2 separate regions of the Mus musculus genome follow, and region 2 is linked to region 1. A link is a loop called in an ENCODE intact Hi-C map of the cell type or tissue named here. Cell type or tissue: left cerebral cortex. All regions are shown on one strand.

Evidence for each region. Peaks named below come from ENCODE experiments on the same cell type or tissue, not always from the same donor. Only the 100,000 strongest peaks of a DNase experiment are listed, where the experiment ranks them.
Region 2: it touches region 1 in a loop (6-fold over the local background); 31 of 42 quality-filtered maps call a loop at or near these places.

Annotation. Positions count from the first base shown.
Region 1 is chr15:74,587,153-74,592,152 of GRCm38, forward strand. Adgrb1 (adhesion G protein-coupled receptor B1) reads left to right here. Exons shown (of 31, transcript NM_174991.3): 28 at 1-305; 29 at 955-990; 30 at 1,152-1,259; 31 at 1,535-2,312. The coding sequence ends at 1,732. Among named protein-coding and RNA genes, the nearest start is that of Mroh4, 47 kb to the right of the region's middle. In left cerebral cortex, CTCF peaks have their summits at 2,763 (motif pointing right) and 3,434; DNase peaks (open chromatin) are centred at 1,464, 1,885 and 2,755; H3K27ac peaks cover 3,290 bases.
Region 2 is chr15:74,699,004-74,704,003 of GRCm38, forward strand. Jrk (jerky) reads right to left here. Exons shown (of 2, transcript NM_008415.6): 2 at 3,409-5,000. It overlaps Gm32994 (a long non-coding RNA gene), which reads left to right. Exons shown (of 5, transcript XR_003951652.1): 5 at 4,424-5,000. Among named protein-coding and RNA genes, the nearest start is that of 4933427E11Rik, 7.7 kb to the right of the region's middle. In left cerebral cortex, a CTCF peak has its summit at 3,048 (motif pointing left); DNase peaks (open chromatin) are centred at 434 and 3,044.

The DNA of each region.
Region 1 (5,000 bases):
ACCAGATGCCCCAAACCCGCCTCATCCACCTTAGCATGGCACCTGATGCCAGCTTCCCTACCCGAAGCCCACCTGCCCGTGAGCCCCCAGGTGGTGCACCCCCTGAGGTGCCCCCTGTCCAGCCCCCACCACCGCCACCTCCACCACCCCCTCCACCCCAACAGCCCATACCCCCACCACCCACCCTGGAGCCTGCACCTCCCAGCCTGGGGGACACGGGGGAGCCTGCGGCCCACCCGGGACCCAGTTCAGGTGCTGGGGCCAAGAATGAGAACGTGGCCACCTTGTCAGTGAGCTCTCTGGAGGTGAGAATGGTTTAGAGTCTGCCAAGGCAGAGATGGGTGGAACCCCAGCCAAGGGCTGGTACTTCCCTGCCCTGTGGGCTCTGGGTATGTCAGAAGTGGGTAAGGCTAGCCCAGGGACAGGATCTTTTCACACAACAGTCTGTGGTTAGCCTAGTGCTTTGTATTCCCCCCGTACTTTATTCAGCCTTTAGGACAAGGGGCAGAGGCTAGGATGGCACCCTTAGGGAGCCCCTGCCCCACACTAGGATGTGCCACCATCTAGCCTTCTACCTGTTAGGTGCAGCCAGCACTGAGTTCACTGTTGGGGGTCCAACCATGTGACCTGTGTGGCCTGCCTGAGCTCGACACTGCAGAGGGAGAGCAAGGGCAAACAGGCCTGGAGCAGGGGTGGGAGTCCTCACTGCTCACAGAGACCCCATCCTTATTCCATCATTGTCAAGGGTTTCCCTTCAGTCTCAGCAGCCCCTCCAAACCCAGAGCTGGGGCTGGTCCCTAGGGAACAGGCAACCTGGGTACTTGGTGCACCCTCAGCATGTCCCCTGAAGGCAGGCTGGTGTCTCCCCAGTTGTTGGGCCAGAGGGCCTGGACTTGTGGTCTAGGAAGTTTTAGGGAACACATTGCCCATGCACACAACCCCTTTCTCCTGCAGCGGCGGAAATCACGGTATGCAGAACTGGACTTTGAGGTAAGTGCAGGGGCCTCTCTCTGACCAGAGAGGCTGGGTACTAGGGCCATTTCAGCAATGGGAATTGGAGAGGGGCTCAAGGCAGGGGCCAACAGCAGGTGGGACGAAGGGGTGGCTGTGGATGCCCATCCGGGCTCAGGACTCCTGGCCCCAACCCACAGAAGATCATGCACACACGGAAGCGACACCAAGACATGTTCCAGGACCTGAACCGGAAGCTGCAGCATGCGGCTGAGAAGGAGAAGGAGGTGCCAGGCGCAGACAGCAAGGTCAGAAGCACGGGCTCTGCTCCAGTCACATTCCCTGGGCTAGCTGTCCCTTCTCAGATGTGCAAAGGGCAGGGCAGGAGGATCCTGAGCCTGGCTCTGTCTGGCAGGTTCCAGAGTGTCCTTCCCCACAGCACTGACCCCATCATGGAAACTGCAGCTACTGCCTGGATTCGGGCTGTGGGATGCGTGGGTTGCTGTTCTCTCTGGGAATCCCTTCCTAAGAGCCCTTCTCTCTCTTCCTCCTCTGCTCCGACTACACCGCTGGCCTTGAGTAGCCAGAGAAGCAGCAGACTCCCAACAAGAGGGCCTGGGAGAGCCTCCGCAAGCCCCACGGGACGCCTGCCTGGGTAAAAAAGGAGCTGGAGCCACTGCCCCCGTCTCCACTGGAGCTGCGGAGCGTAGAGTGGGAGAAGGCGGGTGCCACCATCCCACTGGTTGGCCAGGACATCATTGACCTCCAGACCGAGGTCTGAGCGGGCGGGCCGTGGCCCCACACCGGGCCAGGAGGTGGGATGCTGCTCTGCCCGCTCCGCCATAGGACGGGCACAGACGCGCTCGCGGTGGCGGGCCGGGTCCAGCCCCGGCCTCAGGGCGCTCAGAGGCGGCCAGGCAGAGGGCCCGCGGTGCTGGGACCAGAGCCAGACACAGGACAGGAGGTGGCATGGCCGGCGGGCACAGGGATCCAGAGGCCAGATGGTGCCTCAGACTCAGCCCTCCTTGGGCAAGCCCGGGCAGGCAGGCAGGCGAGCTGCTGTGAACACGGACAGGCCTGGTGTGGCCAGCGTCCCCAGGATGCCCACTTCAGCCACCACTGCAGAGGACTGCCTGTGGCCCACCAGCCTGGCTCCGATTTTTAGACACCCCTACCCCTTGGGAAGCAGCCAGACCCCCCACTCCCTTCCAGGACCCTGGGCCCCTCTCAGACCCAGGCAGAGAGCATGGTCCTGACCCAGCCCCCCCGGGACAGGACTGAGATCACTCTGGAAAGAAGCGGGGTGGGGAATCTATTTTTTCTCTCCTTTTCTTTTCTTCAATAAAAAGAATTAAAAACCCAGCTTTGTAGTCTTTTTTTTTTTTCCTGAAGCAGCATGGTTCTATTTCAGTGGTAGGGAGGCAACTCCTGTCCTGTCCTGTCCTGTCCTGTCCTGTCCTGTCCTGTCCTGCCCTGGGTGCCTGCCCTCCATATGGTCCTCTGAGGCGGGACTTAATTTGACTCATTGGACCCCTGAGTCACCTGGGAAGGACAGAGTTAACAGGTAGCAATTGTAAAACAACTTGAAATAGTGAAAGAAAAGAAACAAAATATGGGTTGTAGCTGGGTTCTAGCAGCCCCCCTGGGCCCATCTTGAACAGGCCTGCCCTACTACTTTGTAAGGCCCAGTACTGGTTCCCTTTTTCCTGTCCCCAGACCATGGTGGTCCTATGGTCAGACTACCTAACAAATCAACCAGATGCCTGCAACCCCAGCTTCAGCATTCTTGCATTTCCCAGAGCTTCCAGCAGGGGGCAGCCTAAGCCACTCAAGGAGTCTGGTTGGGAAGCTAGGAGAGGAGGTCCCTCCTTTCCCAAACACTGGGACTGCACAAGCCTGGACCTCTGCAGGCAGAACCCTTTAGACCCCAGTATGAACTGGAATCCAGATGCAGACCATTGGCCCTGAGGGACACGTGAAGCCCACAGAACCCCAACAAAGTACTAAGAGCTAGAAAAGGAGTCCAGCCCCATATAGGTTCCTTTTATACCCTCACCCAAATCTTCTCCCTTCCTTCCTTCACTGTGTCTTTGACATGCCACCCCCTCCCCAGCATCCTTTTTCACAGCAGAGACAGGCTAGGGATAGTGCTTGTTGGTATAGTGACCACAGTGAGCTCAGGTAACTGTGATGGCCAGGCACACCCCTAGGTGCACACACACGGGTGGGTGAATGGTAAGTGAGGAGGGACAAGTCCATAGATGGCCAGAGAAGGGCATGCAGAGCCCAGGATAGACCCTAGCTAGCTACAGACTACAAACAACAAAGCAAACACCCCACCAATGCTTCGGTGAGATTTGGCAACAAAATAAGACCCAGCCTAGACCATGCCATGGCTAGTGTGAACCAAGTATGCACGGGTGCATATGTCCCGCAATGGAAGGCTTCTAAGCCTCGTCACAGCGCCTACCACAGGTCACGTGAAGAATCGCTATCATAATGCACCTGCAGTCTGTGCACAAAAGCTCTGCCTTCCAGGACTGGAGAGCTTCCTATGAGTTGAGTGGCCTCACCCCTGGCTATTACAAAATGAAAGAAGCTGAGAGGGTCTATTGGTACAGGTAGAGAAAGCCCTGGGGTCCCAGCACTCTGCCTATGCAGGCAGCATGTGAATGTGGGCCAGGTCTCGGTCTTGAGGGCTGAACCCTGCTCAGACTTACCACTGTCCTCATACTGTCTTCATGCAGTGACCAAGCATCCATAGCCAGCTCTGTAAGCTGCCTGTCCCTGTCTGTCCTCTCCACCTGCAACAACACACAAAGCAGCATAGAGTACCCTAGCCCCTCATACCGGCCATGTGAAGGGAGAGACTCAACTGCTGGAGTCAAAGCTCTGTAAAATGCAGTGTGTGTCTAGAGGCAGCTCTCCCTGCCAACCCCCACTGCAGGCCCTCCCTCTGGAGGGATATTTGTGCTAGGAGTCCTGGCTCCTCTTCCTCCTCCTAGAGAGACCCATAACGGAAATTGCTATCTACTTTTGGCACAGGAAGCTGGCCAGCAAAGGCTGTACTTCATCAGCACCCTGAGCCTTGCTCCAGTGGGCCCCACTCCAGCAGGCTCCATATACATTCCAAAGGGGAGTCCATACCGAGTGTCGCCTTGGCCCAGAACCCTTGTAGGGACAGGAGCCTTTCCATGGATTGCTGTCAGGTCTCTTTGCTCTGGCTCAGTGTTTTGGAGTACTGTTCTTCTAACACCTGGCAAGCAGGGTCATGATCCCATCTGTCTTCGTTAGGGTTTTACTTGCTATGAACAGACACCATGACCTGTCTTAGTCAGGGTTTCTATTCCTGCACAAACATCATGACCAAGAAGCAAGTTTGGGGAGGAAAGGGTTTATTCAGCTTATACTTCTATACTGCTGTTCATCACCAAAGGAAGTCAGGACAGGAACTCAATCAGATCAGGAAGCAGGAGCTGATGCAGAGGCCATGGAGGGATGTTACTTACTGGCTTGCTTCCCCTGACTTGCTCAGCTTGCTCTCTTATAGAACCCAAGACTACCAGCCCAGAGATGGTCCCACCCACACGGGACCCTCCCCACCTTGATCACCAACCTAGAAAATGCCCCACAGCCGGATCTCATAGAGGCACTTCCCCCACAGTTCTCTGTGATAACTCCAGCCTGTGTCAAGTTGACACGCAAAACCAGCCAGTACATGACCAAAACAACTTTTATAAGAACAACATTTAATTGGGGCTGGCTTACAGGTTCAGAGGTTCAGTTCATTATCATCAAGTCGAGAACACGGCAGCATCCAGGTAGGATGAGCTGAGAGTTCTACATCTTCATCTGAAGGTGGAATATTCCAGACAGCTAGGATGAGGGTCTTATAGCCCACACCCAGTGACACATCCACTCCAACAGGGCCAAACCTTCTAATAGCGCCACTCCCTGGGTGGAGCATATACAAACCATCACACTGTCTAGAGTGAAGAACCAGACTCAGGGTAACTAGAGGATGCTGCTGGTATGCTACAGGTCAGAAA
Region 2 (5,000 bases), 110 kb after region 1:
GCCAGGCAGGAGGTCAATTCTGAAAGCTTCTGAAGAGTGGTCTAGGAAGATGAGCTACTTCACAGGAGGAATAAAGACTCAGGCCTAGATGAATAGATGGCCAAGACCTAGTCATGCCTTCACTAAAAGGCCTCAGACCCCCCTGGAGGCCCACTGCCTATCTCCATCCCATGGGCTGGGTGTGGCTCCATCTCTTCAGACACTGGCCTAGTGACTTTCAAGGGGCAATGGGCAGACTGCAAAATGATTTGGGAGGCCTAGAGGTTGTCTACCTCTACAGTGGGAGCTAGGTGAAGTGGCATGGGGGACCCAGCTACTCCAGACCTCAGGCTCCCCATCTGCAAGTGAGGCAAGAAAACTCTTGTTTATAGTATGCAGTAAGCCCAGCACAGCCTGTGCCCAGAATAGTCATCCAAACAGAAGAAGGTAGCAAATATAACAGCTCAGGCTGGTCTCAACTGGCTGCTCAAGCCTTCAGGCTCCATCTGTAGCGTCTGTTCGCCATCTGTAAGGTAGGAAGGCTGGTGAGATTATGGACTCAGGAGGTGACAGGCAACGAAAGCATTATGAACCCCTCTTTGAAGTGCAGATAAGGAATTGGTTTCACCTGTTCACAGGAGGAAGAATTTTCTAATCCAGTAGGCTCTGAAAGGGGTTTGGCAGATATATAACAATGATAGCAGGCTGTTCAGTGAGGGTGATAGTGTCAGGTGCATAGATGGATAGGTGGTGAATGGGTGGAAGATGAAAGAGTAGCTGAAGACAGATGAAGAGACGATGGATGAGCAGAGAGGTAGATGGGTGGATAATACATGGATGTTAGATAGATGATAGATTGATGCATAGATGATGAATAAGCAGACATGGATAAATGGATGAATAAATAAATTGTGGATGGTTGAGGACTAGGTGGATAGGTGGATAGGTGGGTGGATGGATGGGTGGATGCATAGGTAGAGGGATCAGTGAATAATGGATAAGCAGGACAGATGGATTTATGAATGGAAAATGTTTGTATGATACATGGATGGCTAGCTATAGGTGACAGTGGATGGCAGATGATCGATGGGTGGGTGGTGGATGGACGATGCTTGGGTGGTGAAAGATAAGCAGATAGATGATTGGATGCATACATGTGTTTCATAGCTGGATGGACAGAAATATCCGTAGGCAGATAGAAGCGTGTGTAGTAGGTCAAGGGGAAGAATATGTGAAGGATGGGTAGATAGCTAGGCTAGTGGATGGCTGACACCATGTCTGTGAACATCTGGCTTGTACTTTTCAATTGATGCCTGCCTTCCCCTGGGCCCATGGCAAACACACAAGGGTTGAGGCCTCTCTCCTCATGTTGCCTTCTGACTTGGTCCCTGGGCCATAGTGGATTTCTTCTGTATGTACAGTGGTATCTCCAGGCCCTTAACTGGATACTCCACAAATTCAAGGAAAGAAACAAAGCCAGGCACCTCTGATGCTGGAGCCATTGGCAGCCACATGCACAACCAGCCTTTGATTATGATGTGACATTTTTTTTCAGTGTTCTCTCCCCTTGACTTTATTTCTTCATGTTCCTTTCCCAGCCTGCTTTGCTGGCTTCTCATAAGCTGTGCCAAAGAGCACAGTTATTGGGAACTGGGAAGTGAGAAACACAAGTGCAGACAGGAATTTCTTCCCTCCCTTTCTACTTTGTGTGATTTCTCACTCCCATGGGTGACTCTGGCTCCTCTTTGACCCCTGCAGGCTTCCTGATATTCTGGGGCTCCTAGTGGCCCCAGCCTGTTCCCTGAAGCTTCCTGTCCCATTTCCAGACTCCAGAGTGAACACTTCCTCCTTGGGTCTAGCTGGTTAGGCCACATATACCATGAGGCACCATTCCAGCCATCACTGTATTTACAGTTGTTTGGTCATCATTACACATTTCCAAAACAGAACTTCTGGCTTCATTAAACAGCAGCTTCCCACCTGCCAAGCCCCATCAGCCTCCACTCCTCTTTATGCCCTGGGAAGCATGTCTTTCTGAGATGCCTCATAGTCAGTGACCCTCCACAGCTTCCTGTCAGGTCCTTCAGGATTCAAGATGGAAATGACCCACAACCTTACTGCAGCAACATCAGTGCCAGCCCCATTCAGCCTTATAGGGAATGGGGTGAGAAAGCCTCAGACGAGGTCTGGAAAATATGGTTGTTGTCAGGTCACTGAGAGAGGAGGTCAGAGAGGACACTGGAGGTCTTCAGAGGTTAACACAGGATTAGATGCTGAGCATGGTAATGGGCAGAACTAGCCTTTCATAAAGCTTTTAAAGTCTCACAATGACATTCTGATTCCATTTATCAAGTAAGAAGTTAAGCATGTCAGCCCACAGTGCCACTTAATGTCAGCACATAAAATCCAATTAGTAAGAAAGGCTCAGAAGCCCTTGACCAGGACAGCAGCTGAGGGCCTGGCTTTCCCACCACAAGAGAAACTGCTTAGCAGAGTGTGACCTTGTGGATGGATGGCACAGTGGCCAAGCTACAGTGTGGAGCCTGACACAGAGCTGATACAGTATATAGGGACCAGGCAGCCAAAGCAGGGCCTGTAGAAAACTGTAGAAAATGGGCACTGAAGAGCTGTGGGTCCCTTCAGCCACAAATACTAAATACCCACCAGGGTAGGATTTCCTAGGAAGGGGGACAGGTAGGTGGCTGGCTGCAGAATTTTCAGCCTTCAAGGAGTCTCAGCATGCTCAGGTTTGCTTGTATAGTTGCTACTAAAACAGAGATGGAAGCCATGGGAGTTTGTGTAGCCTTCAGCAAGCACAAACCTGCCTGCCTAGTCTTACAGGACTGTGAGAGGATGTGGGGTGTTCCTGTTGGAAAGTCAGGGGCTACAGATGGGTCTGTTCTAAGAGTCTCTTAGCAGTACATCTGTGTGCAGGATCTTGTGGATGGGAGGTTCACAGAAGTGAGCAAGGGTTCCCTCTGGTACCACAGGTCTCTTCCCCTCTCAGCACAGGGTGCCAACTTTCTGGCGGCACGTCTGCAGAGGTGGCATGCAGCGAGAGGGCCCCCTAGTGTCTGTCCTTCCGCTCCACATTGCTTCTCTGCCCATTTGAGGTAGCCATAGGGGCTGGTCTGATGTTCCTCCAACCTTCCCAGAATCCTTCTTCAGGAGGCCACAGCCCAGAATCCCTAAGCTTAACTGTGGCCTGCTTCCCAGGAAGCCCAGACTGTAGGGCACATGCCTGTCCCCAGTTATAGGGTAGAGTCAATTCCACATTCTGGGCAGCAGCCTGGCCTGACTCACAGATGACAAGGAACATAGGAATGAGGGTTGTAATGGCTGAGGAGCACACAGTGAATTTACTACCACTAGAGATGCCAGTAGGGGACACACTTCTAGAGGGTGATGCTTCTATTGAGTTCCACAGTAACATTTTCATTCATGTATTTAGCCGCCAAACACTTTTGTCTTTTCTACCTCCTGCCCTCTGTGAGTTGTGGACAAAGTTCTCCATCTCTCAGAGGCAGCTCTTTTCAGCTGGGCAAGCTCCTCCATGGGCTGGCTCTGGCACTGGGGTGCAGAGGCAGGATGGCACTGAAGGCTGAGACTATGATCTCACCGATGGAGGGACAGAGCCTGGGCATGGAGCCCTACAGAGGGAGCTCTATCAACCCCAGCCAGAGGGTTCAGCATCCCTAAGGGGCCTCAGGACCCTTATCCACATCAAACAAGAGCTTCCATGGCTTTCTGGCCTGAGGATGCTCCTCCTAGGGGGCACCACACCCTTATTTACCTCCCTCCCCTGAAACCTAAGCCTCTCTGCGAGCTGGGGGTTACAATCTTTGGAACCACAAAGGCATCTCTGATTAATTCCTTATATTTAGCCAGTCTGCAGCTTGCCCTAGCACTCAACAGGGAACCCTGAACTCCTTACTTAAAAACTTACTGTCCCATCCATGATCAAGGACAGCATGACACTAGTTAGTGATGCAAGGAATGCTCCGGCGGTGGGGCTGATGGAAGGCAAGAACAAGCAGGCAAAGGACCATCATGTAAAAGAGCTGGAGCCAGGACCAATGGCAGTCCACTCCACAGCCCCATCATCTCCCACACGTCACAGCTTCCACCTCACTAAGCTCAAGGTGTCCTCTCACCAAGTCCAGGCTCACAAGAGGATGATCACAGCTCCAGTTCCCAGACTTGGACCTTCCCTCTGGGTTCTTTTCTAGATCATCTCAGACCCAGTCTTACTGAAAGTGACAGCAGCCATCACAGCCCCATCGAGGTTCCTCTCCCAGGCCTCACCCGGTTTCTTGTGGTACCCAGGTCCAGTGTCATGGGGAGCCTGAGTTGATTTCTACTTGGGTAACTGGGTAGAGCAGCAGCCCCCTCTTCTACCCACTCTCCCAGTTAACCCACCAATTTGCCCACCCTCCACCCACAGGACAAAGGCTGTGGCTTGTCTTGCTGTGGATGTACTTCTATGGAGACAACACAGGGCTGTGACAGGATACTTCTGCTCTTCCACCAAGCAGCAAGTGCCGGTGAGGGAGAATGGTCCTAGCCAGGCCCTCATAAGCAGGGGACAACCTTCTCTGACCAGATGCCAGCAGGATGATCTTCCTTGGACACCAGCAAAGGGCCAGGTAGGGCTCAGGTAACCATGCCCTGGCAGAGGAAACCACAACCCGGAAATAGCATCTGCCTCTCACTGGACGGCACTGTGGATATGAGCTCCTTGTGCACACCTAGAGGTAATGAAGGAGCAATCTCACTCTACTTGCTATCAGAGCTGACAAATTAACCTCCTCCCAGGAAGTGAGAGGTGATGTGAAAGGTCTCTTGACACATAAACAGAGAGAAAAGGCTCTGCGGTGGGAAAGGAGCAGCCAGGGCAGTGTGACATTCCAGTGCCCAAAACCTGTCTATCAGTGGAACAATAGCTTAGCTCGTGGTAGGAAGCAGAAATGAACCAAGCATGGCAGTGTATGTCTCTAATGCTGATACACAGGAGGCTGAAG